2 separate regions of the Homo sapiens genome follow, and region 2 is linked to region 1. Evidence: chromatin contacts called from ENCODE Hi-C or POLR2A ChIA-PET data. All regions are on one chromosome and are shown on one strand. The core of a region is the stretch at or near the end of the contact, and the rest is flanking DNA. Distances in the headings are between cores, read along the strand shown.

Evidence for each region. A loop is a pair of places that touch in the nucleus more often than their neighbours do. ChIA-PET counts read pairs that join two places held with the same protein, here RNA polymerase II (POLR2A). Pooled maps may share reads with other maps.
Region 2: a loop to region 1 is called in a map of natural killer cell, with 4 times the contacts of the local background. The contact joins two enhancer-like sites. A Hi-C loop is called at or near these places in 4 of 168 maps with a recorded cell type or tissue (B cell, GM12878, naive thymus-derived CD4-positive, alpha-beta T cell and 1 more), 13 of 37 single-sample maps with no recorded cell type and 10 of 50 pooled maps. POLR2A ChIA-PET finds 5 or more read pairs at or near these places in 17 of 52 experiments (A549, B cell, BJ and 13 more).

The regions. Positions count from the first base shown.
Region 1 is chr2:60,950,401-60,957,581 of GRCh38, forward strand. It overlaps PUS10 (pseudouridine synthase 10), which reads right to left. Exons shown (of 18, transcript NM_144709.4): 12 at 4,618-4,674; 13 at 3,682-3,758; 14 at 3,533-3,588; 15 at 2,597-2,714. Among named protein-coding and RNA genes, the nearest start is that of PEX13, 64 kb to the right of the region's middle. Within about 2 kb of position 3,816, at least 2 of the 41 ENCODE cell types and tissues checked have a DNase peak (open chromatin) inside an H3K27ac peak, as active enhancers do; they include CD8-positive, alpha-beta T cell and natural killer cell, where a contact is called at or near this core.
Region 2 is chr2:60,990,579-60,997,193 of GRCh38, forward strand. All of the region lies in intron 4 of PUS10 (pseudouridine synthase 10), which reads right to left. Among named protein-coding and RNA genes, the nearest start is that of PEX13, 24 kb to the right of the region's middle. RefSeq lists an enhancer at 2,368-2,717. Within about 2 kb of position 2,458, at least 5 of the 41 ENCODE cell types and tissues checked have a DNase peak (open chromatin) inside an H3K27ac peak, as active enhancers do; they include CD8-positive, alpha-beta T cell and natural killer cell, where a contact is called at or near this core.

The DNA of each region.
Region 1 (7,181 bases), core at 2,566-5,065:
GGTCATATGCTGGGTTTTGTTTTTGCTTTTGTTTTGAGACAGAGTCTCACTCTGTCCCCCAGGCTGGAGTGCTGTGGCGCGATCTCAGCTCACTGCAACCTCTGACCTCTGGGTTCAAGCTATTCTCATGCCTCATCTTCCCAAGTAGCTGGGACTACAGGCATGCGCCACCACACCTGGCTAATTTTTTGTATTTTCAGTAGATACGGGGTTTCACCATGTAGGCCAGGCTGGTCTCAAACTCCTGGCCTCAAGTGATCCAACCACCTCAGCCTCCTGAAGTGCTGGGATTACAGGTGTAAGCCACCATGCCCGGCCTGATTTTGTTTTTTTTAATAGCTGTATAATATCCCAGTTTACTCTACCATTTCCTTATTGAGGGACGCTGATTTTGTTCCCAGTCTTTTTGTTGTTGATTTTGCCACTTAAAGCCCTTAAACACCATGTACATATTCTTATGCACTGGAGTTTTATTTCTACAGGACAGTTCAGTATATTTTAAATTTTTGCAGTCATTACCATGTTGTTTTTGAAAAAGGCTGAAATACTACATTTCTACTGAGAACTCTCCTCCACTCCAACCCACTGATAGGTATTATTAGTCTAAGGGGAATAAAGTGATGTCTTAGTGTTACGTCAACCTTTTCAAATGATTCTTGGCCACTGTTCTTTTTGCAGCTAACTGGTTCATATCCTTTGTCTATTTTTATTTGTTCTGTGTTCATATTTTTCATGATAAGTATAAATCCTATTTATCGTATCTTTTGCCATACAATTTGTTTTCTACACAATCCTCTATATGTGTATACATATACATATATATGCGTTTGTGTGTGCTTAAATCAGCAGTCCCCAACCTTTTTGGCACCAGGGACCAGTTTCTGGGAAGACAATTTTTCCATGAACTGAGGAAGGAGGGGATGGTTTTGGGATGATTCAAGCTCATTACATTTATTGTGCACTTTATTTCTATCATTATTACACTGTAATATATAATGAAATAATTTTACAGCTCACCATAATGTAGATTCAGTGGGAGCCCTGAGCTTGTTTTCCTGCAACTAGAGGGTCCAATCTGGGGATGATGAGGGACCCAGTGACGGATCATCAGGCATTAGATTTTCATAAGGAGCATGCAACCTAGATCCCTCGCACGTGTCATTTCCACGAGGGTTCGTGCTTTTATAAGAATCTAATGCCACCACTGAGGGAACAGAAGACAGAGCTCAGGTGGTAATGTGAGTGATAGGGAGCAGCTGTAAATATAGATGAAGCTTTGCTGTCTCATCTGCTGCTCATTTTCTGCTATGTGGCTAGATTCCTAACAGGTCACCAGCTGGTACCACCAGGGGGTTGGGAACCACTGGCTTAAATTAAAACATATCATCCTCTATAGAGTCTATACTTTTATTTTTTTCCTTAGCACTTACCAGAAACCTTTTCCTGTGTCAATAAATATTTATCTACCACATAATTTTCAATGGCTGAATAGTAGTGGTCCATTATACAGATAAGCCATTAATATTAAACCAGTTCCTTCTAGTAGGTCATCTAGGTTGTTGCAAAATATTGCCTATTTAAACAATGTGGTAACTATATGCATCTCTGTGCCCATGTATGCTCATTCCTTGCATTTGAAAGTAAACTATTTTTGGCCGGGCACGGTGCCTCATGCCTGTAGTCCCAGCACTTTGGGAGGCTGGGGCAGGCGGATGACAAGGTCAGGAGTTTGAGACCAGCCAGGCCAACATGGCAAAACCCCATCTCTACTAAAAATACAAAAATTAACCAGGTGTGGTGGTGGGCGCCTATAATCTCCGCTACCCAGGAGGCTGAGGCAGGAGAATCGCTTGAACCCAGGAGGCGGAGGTTGCAGTGAGCTGAGATTGTGCCATTGCACTCCAGCCTGGGCGACAAGAGCAAGACTCTGTCTCAAAAAAAAAAAAAAAAAAGAAAAAAAGAAAGTAAACTATTTTTATAAGAAGAGGTGGGGGCAGATGGCAAGAAGTATGCACATGAACAGGCACTCTACCATGACATGCTCAGGTATAGGAAAATGTCACATGTGGCAAAATGCATGTGCTTTACATATATTGTCATGTGTTTTATTCATGTATTTAATCTCAGCATCAGTTCTATTAGATAAGTGCTATTTTATATTTATTTTTGACAAATGACCAAAGATAATAATAGCATTGCCAAGTGTTTCCTATGTGCCAGGTACTGTTCTAAGTGCTTTATCTAATTAAACTCATTTAATTATTTTAACTAATTTTATAGATGAAGAAATTGAAGCAGAAAGAGGTTAAGTAACTTGTCCAAAGTCACACAGCTCAGAAATGCAGATCCAGCATTTGCACCCAGGCAAACTGTCTTCAGAGTGGGGGTCTTCCCCACTGGCCACGCTGCCGCTCCAGGGGGTTAGATGAACTGCCCAGTCCTTCAGCTAGTCAGTGGCAGAACCAGGCTTGGAACCCAGGTCTTGCTGACCCCAAAGCCCATGCCCTGTGACTTGCTAGTAATAAATTAGAAGACAATGGGATCTTTGATAGGCAACAGAAAAATGAAATAAAAAGAATAAGCACACTTAAACTACCTTTATGTCATTTAGGAATTCAATGTCTTTCTTCTGTATCGCTTTATTTGTCCAAATTAAGGCACTGTAGGTCTTTGTCTTTTCTTCTTCACCTTCTTTCATATGTCCTATTGCCTCTCTAAACAAAAACAATTTTTAGAAGTTTGTCCAAATAAACAAAATACAAAAAAACCTTGCCCTGAATTAGCCTTTCTTTAAAAACAGTTTACATATAATTTCCCAGTTTTAACTGTACAATTCAATGATTTTTAGTATGTTTTCAGAGTTGTGCAGCTATTACCACAATCTAGTTTTAGAATACTTTCATCACCCTGAAAAAGAAACTTTGTACCCATTAGTGTCACTTCTCATTATTATTCTCCCCCAGCCCTAGACAACCATTAACTGACTTTGTATCTCTATAGATTTACCTATTCTGAACATTTCACATAATGAAATCATACAGTACGTGGTGCTTGGTGACTGGCTCCTTTCATTTCATAATGTTTTCAAGGCTCACCCAGCTTGCAGCATGTGTCAGGACTTCATTCCTTTTCATTACCAAATAATATTCCATTGTATGGATATATCACATTTTGTTTATTCATAGACACTTGGGTAGTTTTCCACTTCTTTGCTATTGTGAATAATGCTATTATAAATATTCATGTACAAGTCTTTGTGTGGATGTTTGTTTTCATTTCTCTTGTATATATAATATCTAGAAGTGGTTAAGATTTGCATTTCCCCAATGACTAATTATGTTGAGCATTTTTTCATATGTTAATTGGCTATTCCTATATCCTCCTTGGAGAAATGTCTACTTAATCATTTCCCCATTTGTAGTTGTGTTGTTAAGAGTTCTTTATATATTCTGGATGCAATTCCCTTATCAAGATATGTGACCTGCAACTAAAACGTCCCTTTTGAAATCATCTCCAATGAGCCTACTCTTACCTTGTGACAAGCTGCAAGTCACGTACTTGGATTTTGTTAGATGAGTTATTAATTTTCTGTAGTAGCAGAAAAAGAAAAACAATTAGCAAGTCTAGCTCAGTTACAGAATTGCAGAAACATGACGATTTCCATGGCATGAAGTGGTTTACCTGCTGAAGTTCCTTAATTTCTTGTGAAGTGAAATGTACTCTATGAGGATTCACCAGCTCAATTGCAAAGGGCCTTCCTGGCAGCACACACCCCGTCATGAAACAGAAACGTGTTGATGGAGTTAACATTTGGGCTAATGCAAGAGGGTTAGGAGGTGTGAAAAGTGGGTTGAGCTCTAGAGGACTGAAAGTTTAGTGACATGACTACATCTGAGGGAGGGAAGAATGTGTGAGAAGAATCAAGGGGCTTTTTGCAGGGCTGCTAAACCCCAGCACAGGCAATATGTGAAAATGACTGCTTCCCCAAAGGCCCATGAACAAGCCTGTGTTAATTACAAAACACAGTTTAAATAACCACTAATTAACTTAGTTACACTAATGTAAAGTTGTCACATGCAGCAATGCCCTGTTGAAATCCATCCTTCTAGCCTGATCCACTAGTGAAATGGAAAAGCTTTGGTTCCATGAGAGGAAGGAACTATAAGCCTCAAACAGTTCAGGATTAAATGTCATCATCTTTCTGGTAATGCAATAGGGTAAAATGAGAGACATGAAGGTTAAGACAGCAGAATCACTTTTTAAATGAAGATGTACATTCTGAAAACTGTACTGGTCCTTCTGAAATGTTATTAAATGAAAAAATTAATAATCAAACTTTTGGAAAAAAAATCAAGCACCTCTTTGTTAATGCACATGCAAGTCCCTTATAACCTATAGGTATGCAATCAGGATGGCCTCTGAAGAAATGATTCCTGTTAAGGTGTATTTCATATAATTCATAAAGGGGCCTCCATAATCCACAAAGCTTCCTCCCTTGGAGAAGCTCTGGGCCTTGCTCACTTTGTTTTTCACTGAGTGACTATGCTAAGCCTGCTGTCTAGAAAGGATGATAATCAGAAAGTTAGTTCTAATCAGGTGATGCTGTTGCAGTCTTACCATTTCCTAATGTTCTCACATCTACATCTTCTCTTCCAGAGGATGAAAAATTAAAACCTTTGAAAAGCAGATAAAGAAAAAAAAATTAGAGACATCATAGCTCTAAGATATTCATTCCCAACCTTTGCTAGAAACCCAACTGAAGGTCTTGAACAATCTATAGGAGAATCCCCAGGGAGAGTCATCATCCCACCTCTAATGTCAATCTCTACTAAAAATAGTAATGCTAATAGTAAACACCATTTATTGAGAACTTATTATATGCCAGGCATTGGACTAAAAATGTTATATATATAATTTAAATTTTATTTATTTATTTATTTATTTTTAGAAATGAGATCTTACTCTGTCACCCAGGCTGGAGTGCAGCAGCGTGATCATGGCCCACTGCAGCCTCAAACTCCTGGGCCCAATCAATCCTCTTGTCTCAGCCTCCCAAGTAGCTGGGATCACAAGTGCACACCAGCACACCTGGCTAATTTTTAAATTTTTGTAGAGATGAGGTCTTGCTTTGTTGCCCAGACTGGTCTTTAACTCCTGAATTCAAGCTATTCTCCTGCTTTGGCCTACCAAAGCACCGGGATTATAGGTGTGAGCCACTGCACCTGGACCATGTACTATTTAATCCTTATTATAACCTTATAAAGTAGGTATAAAATAAAAGAACACCAAGCTTCAGAAAAGTTAGGTAATGTTCCCAAGGTCACACAAGTAAATGGCAGAGCTAGGTGTTTCTGACGTTAAAATCCAACCTTAACTACCATCCCATGGGAACGCCAAGGCAGAGTCCTGTTTGGAAGAAGAGCCCACCACCCCTCTGGCCATAAGCGTATGGTGAAAACTCTATAATCTTTCTTTCTTTCCTTAGAACAAAGCAAAAACAGTCATTATTTAAGAATTAAACACCATGAAAGGAAAAGGAGGGAAAAAAAGGTTTGACTCTAAGAAGCAAATTCATTATATATGATTATACATGTCATGAAACCAAAGCTGGGACCATGACAGAACCAGCGTATGCTCTGCGATAAGTTGATCGTCACGGACTAAAAGCTGCAAATATTGGAAGGAGAAAATTAAAAAAAAAAAAAATGTAAGGGGCTTACACAACAACTTTTTTAGATATAGAACTAGGCCAGGCAGGATGTAGGAGTCTGTGAACCACTAAGTCCCAAAAAACTCTCCCTTCTGTGTTTACACTCCAGTGTGAAGTTACTAATAAATCCATAGCAATATCGGTATCTTCTAATCAGAGTCAACAGACTCAACCTGTAGTGCTAACAACAGATGGATGGCCATAGTTCAATGGTGAATTCAAAAAGGGCATCTGGGAAGCTGAAGATGCAGACTCCTTGGGGCTAGGATTTGTCTTACAGCTGCCCACCCCTGTCTCCCGGTCAGCCCCGTCAGGAAAACAGGGTGTCCACAGTGACTGAACAAGAACCTGTGACTGGCAGGGGTGAAGGGAATGAACAGGCCTCAAAGAAATAAGTCTACTAGTTACTGAAGGAGCAGAAATCTTAAATTCATAAGTCAGCCATAAAACTTCCCACAAATTCCAGCCCATCAGTAAGAAAGAGGTGTAGAAAGCTAGGCCCTTGAGAAGGCCACAAAAGCATTTGATTCAGACTAAAGGAGAAGCCATATTTACTGATCTTTTAGAAAAATGTTTCAAACCAGGCTGGGTGCGGTGGCTCACGCCTGTAATCCCAGCACTTTGGGAGGCTAAGGCAGGTGGATCACGAAGTCAGAAGATCGAGACCATCCTGGCTAACTTGGTGAAACCTGTCTCTACTAAAAATACAAAAAAATTAGCTGGGTGTGGTGGCGTGTGCCTGTAGTCCCAGCTACTTGGGAGGCTGAGGTAGGAGAATGGCGTGAACCTGGGAGGCTGAGCTTGCAGTGAGCCGAGATCACACCACTGCACTCCAGCCCGGGTGACAGAGCGAGACTCCATCTCAAAAAAAAAAAAAAAAAAAAAAAAAAGAAAGAAAAAAAAAGAAAAATGTTTCAAACCTGAAAATTAAGGAAACATCCTTGGACTCCAGAGTGAGAGAAACCTGGGAGGTAAACCTGAAAACTTATTAGTGTGCAATTATAAATAGCAGCTGACAAAAAAGGAAAAGAAGCCACTCCCTTAAGTATTAGAAAATACATGCTTAAAACTTGGTTGAGTTTTTTCAACTCCCATTATGCCTTGTCTCATCCCCCTAAGAAACAGTATCAAGGGCAAGAATGATCAGGAACTATAAGTGGTTCAGCTAATCTGCAGTGGTCCTCGTGTGCTGATGCCTGGAACGCGATGCACAAGCCTTGGACAAAGGATGCTGCAAGACCCATGACACACCTGCCCCCTGGCTGGCTCATAGCATTTATGATGGGTGGAGCTGGCTAGTGGGGGAACATGTAGTACCCCCAGCCCAGGCACTGTGGTGCCCAGAGCAACACTGGGTTAACACCACTGGGATGGCTACCTGTCACGGCCTGTGTAAACATAACACGGTGCTGTACCTTTATCCCAGATAATCGGCAGAACGTAAAAGCAGCCCTGCAATGGGTCTCACGGG
Region 2 (6,615 bases), core at 1,208-3,707, 39 kb after region 1:
TCCCTGTAGCTGGATTAAGGTAATTGCAATCCCTGTGGCTGGATTAAGGTAATTCAGAATTGCTAATGCCCCTAGCTAGAACTCAGAAGAAAACAAAAATCCTCTCTGGAGGAGAACATTATTTTAGTTTCAAATTATATTTTTCATAATCAATGTCCAAATTTTCTTTTCTTTTCTTTTCTTTTGAGACAGGGTCTCACTCTGTTGTCCAGGCTGGAGTGCAGTGGCATAATCTCAGCTCACTGCAGCCTCCACGTCTGGGTTCAAGCAATCCTCCCACCTCAGCCTCCTGAGTAGCTGGGACTACAGGTGCACACCACCAAGCCCAGATAACTTTCTTCATTTTTTGTTGACATGAGGTCTTGTTATGCTGCCCAGGCTGGTCTTGAACTCCTGGGCTCAAATGATCCTGAGTTGGCCCCCTAAAGTGCTGAAATTACAGGTGTGAACAACCATGCCTGGCCTAACATTTTATTTTTTTGTAGAGACGGAGTCTCTCTATGTTGCCCAGGCTGGTCTCAAACTCCTGGGCTCAGGCAATCCTCCTGCCTCAGTCTCCTAAAATGCTGGGATTACAGGCATGAGTCCCTGCACCTGGCCTGACCTATACTTTAAAAAACAAAAACTAAACTAAAGGATATTCTTCATGCAGAAGAATATAATCCCAGATGACAGCTGAAATAAAGGGTAATACACAAGATGAATATGTAGGTAAATCTGTGAATATTGACTGATTGTATAGAATATTACTTGTATAAAATAATGTCACATGAGATTTAAACATGTGTCAAATTAAAACACACACAATGAAATGTAAATTAAGAGATACAAGGAATCCAAGTATTCCAAGGTCTTTGCATTCTCTGGGAAAGATAAAAGTATTTATTTTTATTTGAGAGAGAGAGTCTCACTCTGTCATCCAGGATGGAGTGCAATGGCTCAATCTTGGCTCACTGCAGCCTCAACTTCCTGGGCTCAAACAATCCTCCTATCTCAGCCTCTTGAATAGCTGGGACTACAGGCATGCACCACCATGTCCAGCTAATTTTTTATTTTTTGTAGAAATGGGAGTACCAATTTAATTAGTACTTTTAAGAGTAAAGGAAAAACTGTAAATGCATAACTTCTAAGATAATGATATGTGTGAGGGGGTAGAATTCAAACAGAAAAATAATCCAAAAGAATTCTCATTATCCCTAATTCTGTTTAACAATGTACTAGCGATCTTAGCCAATGCAACAAAGCAAGAAAAAGAAATAAATATTACGAAAATTGGAGGGGAAAAGTCATTGTGCACAGACCATATGACCTCCAATTTAACGTGGTAGGGGACACCTCCCTGGGGCCAGACCAATAAAGCAGTAACTGAAATATCAGTTGCTGCATGCCACCTAAGAAACAAGTTGCAGATTGAATGTTACTCAACAGAAGCACTTTTTTTTTTTTTTTTTGAGACAGGGTTTCGCTCTGTCACCCAGGCTGGAGTATAGTGGTGCGATCTCAGCTAACTGCAACCTCCACTTCCTGGGTTCAAGCGATTCTCCTGCCTCAGCTTCCAAGTAGCTGGGACTACAGGTGCCTGCCACCACACCCAGCTAATTTTTACATTACATTTTTAGTAGAGACGGGTTTTCGCCATGTTGACCAAGCTGGTCGTGAACTTCTAGCCTCAAGTGATTCCCCTGTCTTAGCCTCCCAAAGTGCTGGGATTATAGGCATAAGCCACTATACGCAGCCAGAAGTACCTTAATACATGTCTACATTTAAAAAAAAATGTTTTGGAATACAAATTTAGCATTCATGACTAGCTACTGATTTACTCAATAGGGCATGAGTGCACATGCCCACTCCACAACAGGTCATGAATTTCTGTGATGCTTTCAGAATATGAAAGTCTCACTAAAATCACCAACTCACGATTTCTAATATGAATTTCTAGTGATAATACTAAAGGAATATCAGATAATCAATACACATCATAACACCCCAGCCTCACAGAAAATTTAAATCCTGGATGTGAACTAAATTCTAAATAGAAATCACTTCATATTATGCTTCTTAATATAAGACTAAAAGGGCTATTTATGTTAATACCTTTGCATCTATTTTATTATTTCATTTCCTTTTATATGGCTCATGACCACATTTAAATAAAATCCATTTTATTTTTTCCCCACACAAGTTAGTTCCCCTCACATTATCTTTACTCAGCTACTGGCAATAACATTTTAACAACCAGTTTAGAGAGAAACTTAGATTCCACCAGAAAAAAGAATCAAAGGTTTTGATCATACTCGATACCGCAACATTTACTTACACAAGTAGCTTTCAAATTATAATTTAATGAATACGATATATGGCTCTTTAATTTGCCATGGATTTAATTTTTAAAGATAAAAAACTAGCCCTCTGCAAGTACGTGCTGAGCACTCTTGCCCTGGCTCTGGAGACTGCCATATATCCAGCTGATCTCTGACGCACTAATTGTGAAACCAAAAGCTACACACAATAAAAAGGAAGTAGCCCTGTGAAATGTCAATCCAGTGCTCAACTAGGGTTTTTTACATCAGAGTTTTATAAATTATGAAAGTGTCCAGGCCAGGCGCAGTGGCTCACACCTGTAATCCGAGGACTTTGGAAGGCTGAGGCAGGCAGACCACAAGGTCAGGAGATTGACACCATCCTGGCCAACATGGTGAAACCCCATCTCTACTAAGAATACAAAAAAATTAGCCAGGTGTGGCGGCACATGGCTGCAGTCCCCGCTACTTGACAGGCTGAGGCAGAAGAATCACTTGAACCCGTGAGGTGGACGTTGCAGTGAGCTGAGATCATGCCACTGCACTCCAGCCTGGGAGACAGGGTGAGACTCTGTCTCAAAAAAAAAAAGAAAAAAAGAAAGGTCCAAATTGACTGGAAAATATGTATTACATTAAGAAAAACTGGATAACTTTGCATAATAAACATAATGGCAAGGAGAAAGATACTCAGTTTTTTAAGACAAAATTCCCAGCTAAACATTTCCACCTGGGGCCTTGAATGGTATCTAGTCTAGAAAACAGATTCCACTAGTATTGATCCTGTATTAATATCAGTGAGGAAAAATATATTCAGTTTTATTTAAAAGGGAAGATTTGTAAAAATAACTTTCAATATTTGGAGCAGTAAAACCTAATTTTAAAAAGGAGGAGCAGCTGTAGCACTGCAATTGATTGACACTTTTTTTTTTGAGATGGAGTCTTGCTCTGTTGCCCAGTCTGGAGTGCAGTGGCGCGATCTCGGCTCACTGCAAGTTCCGCCTCCCATGTTCACGCCATTCTCCTTTCTCAGCCTCCCGAGTAGCTGGGACTACAGGCGCCTGCCACCAAGCCTGGCAAATTTTTTGTATTTTTAGTAGAGATGGGGTTTCACCCTGTTAGCCAGGATGGTCTCGATCTCCTGACCTCGTGATCTGCCTGCCTCGGCCTCCCACAGTGCTGGGATTACAGGCGTGAGCCACCGCGCCCGGCCAGATCGACACTTCGTAACTGACAAACCTGGCCAAAGACTATTTTGCTGGTCCTTCCTTCTGCTTGGAGGGAAGAAAGTAGTAGTACTATTCCTTAAGAAAGAGGTTTCTGACAATGAGTTTGGATGTGTCTGACTTCAAGGTAGCACTTGCCACCTAGCCCCCTCTTCTTGGACATTTGGACATATCCATGACAAAGGATGTGGCTAAAAACTTCATTGGGACTTCCACCTCCAATTAAGGGACTTCACCATCATAATTCATCATCACACATACATGCATCAATCTTCCTCAGAGCAAAAAAAAAAAAGGAAGTCAAAAATAGCTCCTCACAAAAATGACTTGAAATTCCTGAATTTTAAGATAGGTGCTGTAATAAAATATTTGACTCAAAACATCTTTGCACCTATTCCAGTCATCTGATAACAAAACCTGAACATAAATGTGATGGGAAAGTGCTAAAATTGTAATTTAAATTTTATTTCCAGAGTTATCATTTTAGAGAATCACAAAATAAACTGGTGGTTTACCATTACTCTTTTTAAATGATCACACTTGTTAAATAATTATGAGAGTTCTGGTTTCATATTTTTACCAAGAATCCTTTCCCTAACCTTGAAGATACTGGACCATTTGGAGAAAGAAAATACTAAAGTCAAAACCTAGGCTAAGTCCCACTTATAACACAGAAAGACAATAACCCTTTTGAAATCTGACCAAGGCCGGGTGCAGTGGCTCACGCCTATAATCCCAGCATTTTGGGAGGCTGAAGCAGGCGGATCACCTGAGGTCAGGAGTTTGAGACCAGCCTGGCCAACAAGGCAAAACCCTGTCTCTACTAAAAATACAAAAAATCAGCCGGGCAAGGTGACGAGCGTCTGTAGTCCCAGCTACCTGGGAGCCTGAGGCAGGAGAATCGCTAGAACCCGGGAGGTGGAAATTGCAGTAAGCCAAGATCACACCACTGCACTCCAGCCTGGGTGACAGAGTGAAACTCTGTCTCAAAAAAAAAGCGTAAACTTTGGAGTTTAATAGATCAGAGTTCAAATCCTAGCTCTGCTATTTATCAGCAATGTGACCTTCAGCTTCAATTTCATCATCTGTAAAATGGAGATGATAACACCACCTACTTTAAGGGGTTGTGATTATTAAATGAAAGAGCACATGCAACACACTCTGCCATGAAGATATTCAATAACTGTTGGTGGCTTGTTTTCCTAAGAAAGGGGTTTTATCTTGCTCCTCCTAAAAAATAACTACACATTATGGTGGTGTGGCTGTTTTACATATAAATGATTGCTTTATACATATGCATACATACATATATATTTGTTATTATTATGAATAATTTTTCAAAAACAATCATATCTTAGTAAGCTAGAATTATTAGGTCTAAAACACAGTGGTGGTATCAGAAAAAAGGACAGTTCTACGCAACAAGAAAAACCTAGACCTGAAATAGGCAAGAGTCTGAATTAGAAGTTCCCCTTTTCAGCAACTTAACTACGCCACACGGTCCTAAAAATTAATGGAGGAAAAATAGTTTAATAAAGATCTCTACAGTTAGAAGGTAGCAATGTGCTAATACGTTCAATTTCACAGGGAAATCATTTTAAAGAAAAAGGATGTGTTTCATCTTGTATTTTTTTTTATTCTGTTACATTACCATTTCTTATTGTAAATTTTAAAGAGGCCAAATGTGACAATTCACAAGAATAAGACCATACACATTTTTAAAAGAAACTTCAAATCTTTGAGGCTACCTCATGTTCTGAATGCACCTGATCTCCCTCAATTACCTACACTGCTAGATGAGCCACAGCAACTTCTTTTCTTCCTTGCTTCCTCCTCCATTATACTTAGCTGGGTTCAGGCCAAGGAAAAGGCAATGCCATAAAGAGATGCATCTTTAAGCATTTAAATATGTGTCTGAATAACCTGCCAACTGCAATCCTGAATCCAATATACATTATAGTATTGTGGTGGTCTTTAGAATTAGGCTTGCTTCTAGTCCTGCTTGACTGTGGCTTCCTCCTCACAGGAATGTGATTTGTTCCTCCTTGCTGCATGCCACAGTGACCTCGGGGACTGGGTGCTTTATCTGTTGGGCTTCTTGTGCCAGCACCCCAATAACGAGTTATTAGATCTCTTCAATATCTGCTTTGACTCTTTGATAGTTGGACTTCTGATTGTACATGCCAACCAGGGCTTGGGTTCTATATAGACCTTGACTAATCACATGTCACTCACTCTTTCTCCCTTGCAACACATCCTAGTAGTGTATCACGTAACAGAGTCCTAAACCTGCACCCATGTCTAGTCTTATGTTCTCCTTAACACAGCAGCTCTGCCTGGATTCATCACTCTGGTGATCTTCTGACCTTTAGTGATGTTCATGAGTGTATGGCTTAATAAGGGGAGTAGTTAAGAAAAGGTAATATCCACGGAGCCAAGGTAGTCAGGTAAATAAAACATATGAAAATACACAAGATGTAGAGATGGTATGGTTTAAAAAAAAAAAAACTTAAAAAGCAACAGCAGCATGAAGCAGGGAGGCATATCCAGATTCCAATAAACGGGACGCATGGGCAAATCACATACCCCTACGAGACTTGGAGCCTTGGTTTTCTCCTCTTTAAGTGAGCATAAGTGTGATGACTACTGAAGTGGTCTCAATCTGTGAAGCTGAAAAAAATTGCCCATAGCATATCTTCTTTCCAATCTACAGATACTACCCATTAACTGTCAGAGATTAAAAGGGGATGCCTTATACACAAAGGTTGGAAACTCCTGGACTGTCAATCAGACATTCCCAATAGGTATCAATGGGTTTACACTTGGGTGGTGGCCTGGATAAGACTCTGACAAATCACAACCATATACACATTGATGTTTTTCAATAAGTGCCATAAAAAGCTGGGGAGTCCTGTTCTAGCTGATCACCAAGGTCTCATATAGATATATGATTCCATGATTCTAACAACACAGAATTTCATACACCAATGTTACATTCACAGAAGCAAGTTCTTGGAGTTACCTTTGATAAGATAGAGTGGATTGCTGCATGAACACACTCATTTCCTGTGAATGGTTATAAAAATGGCAGC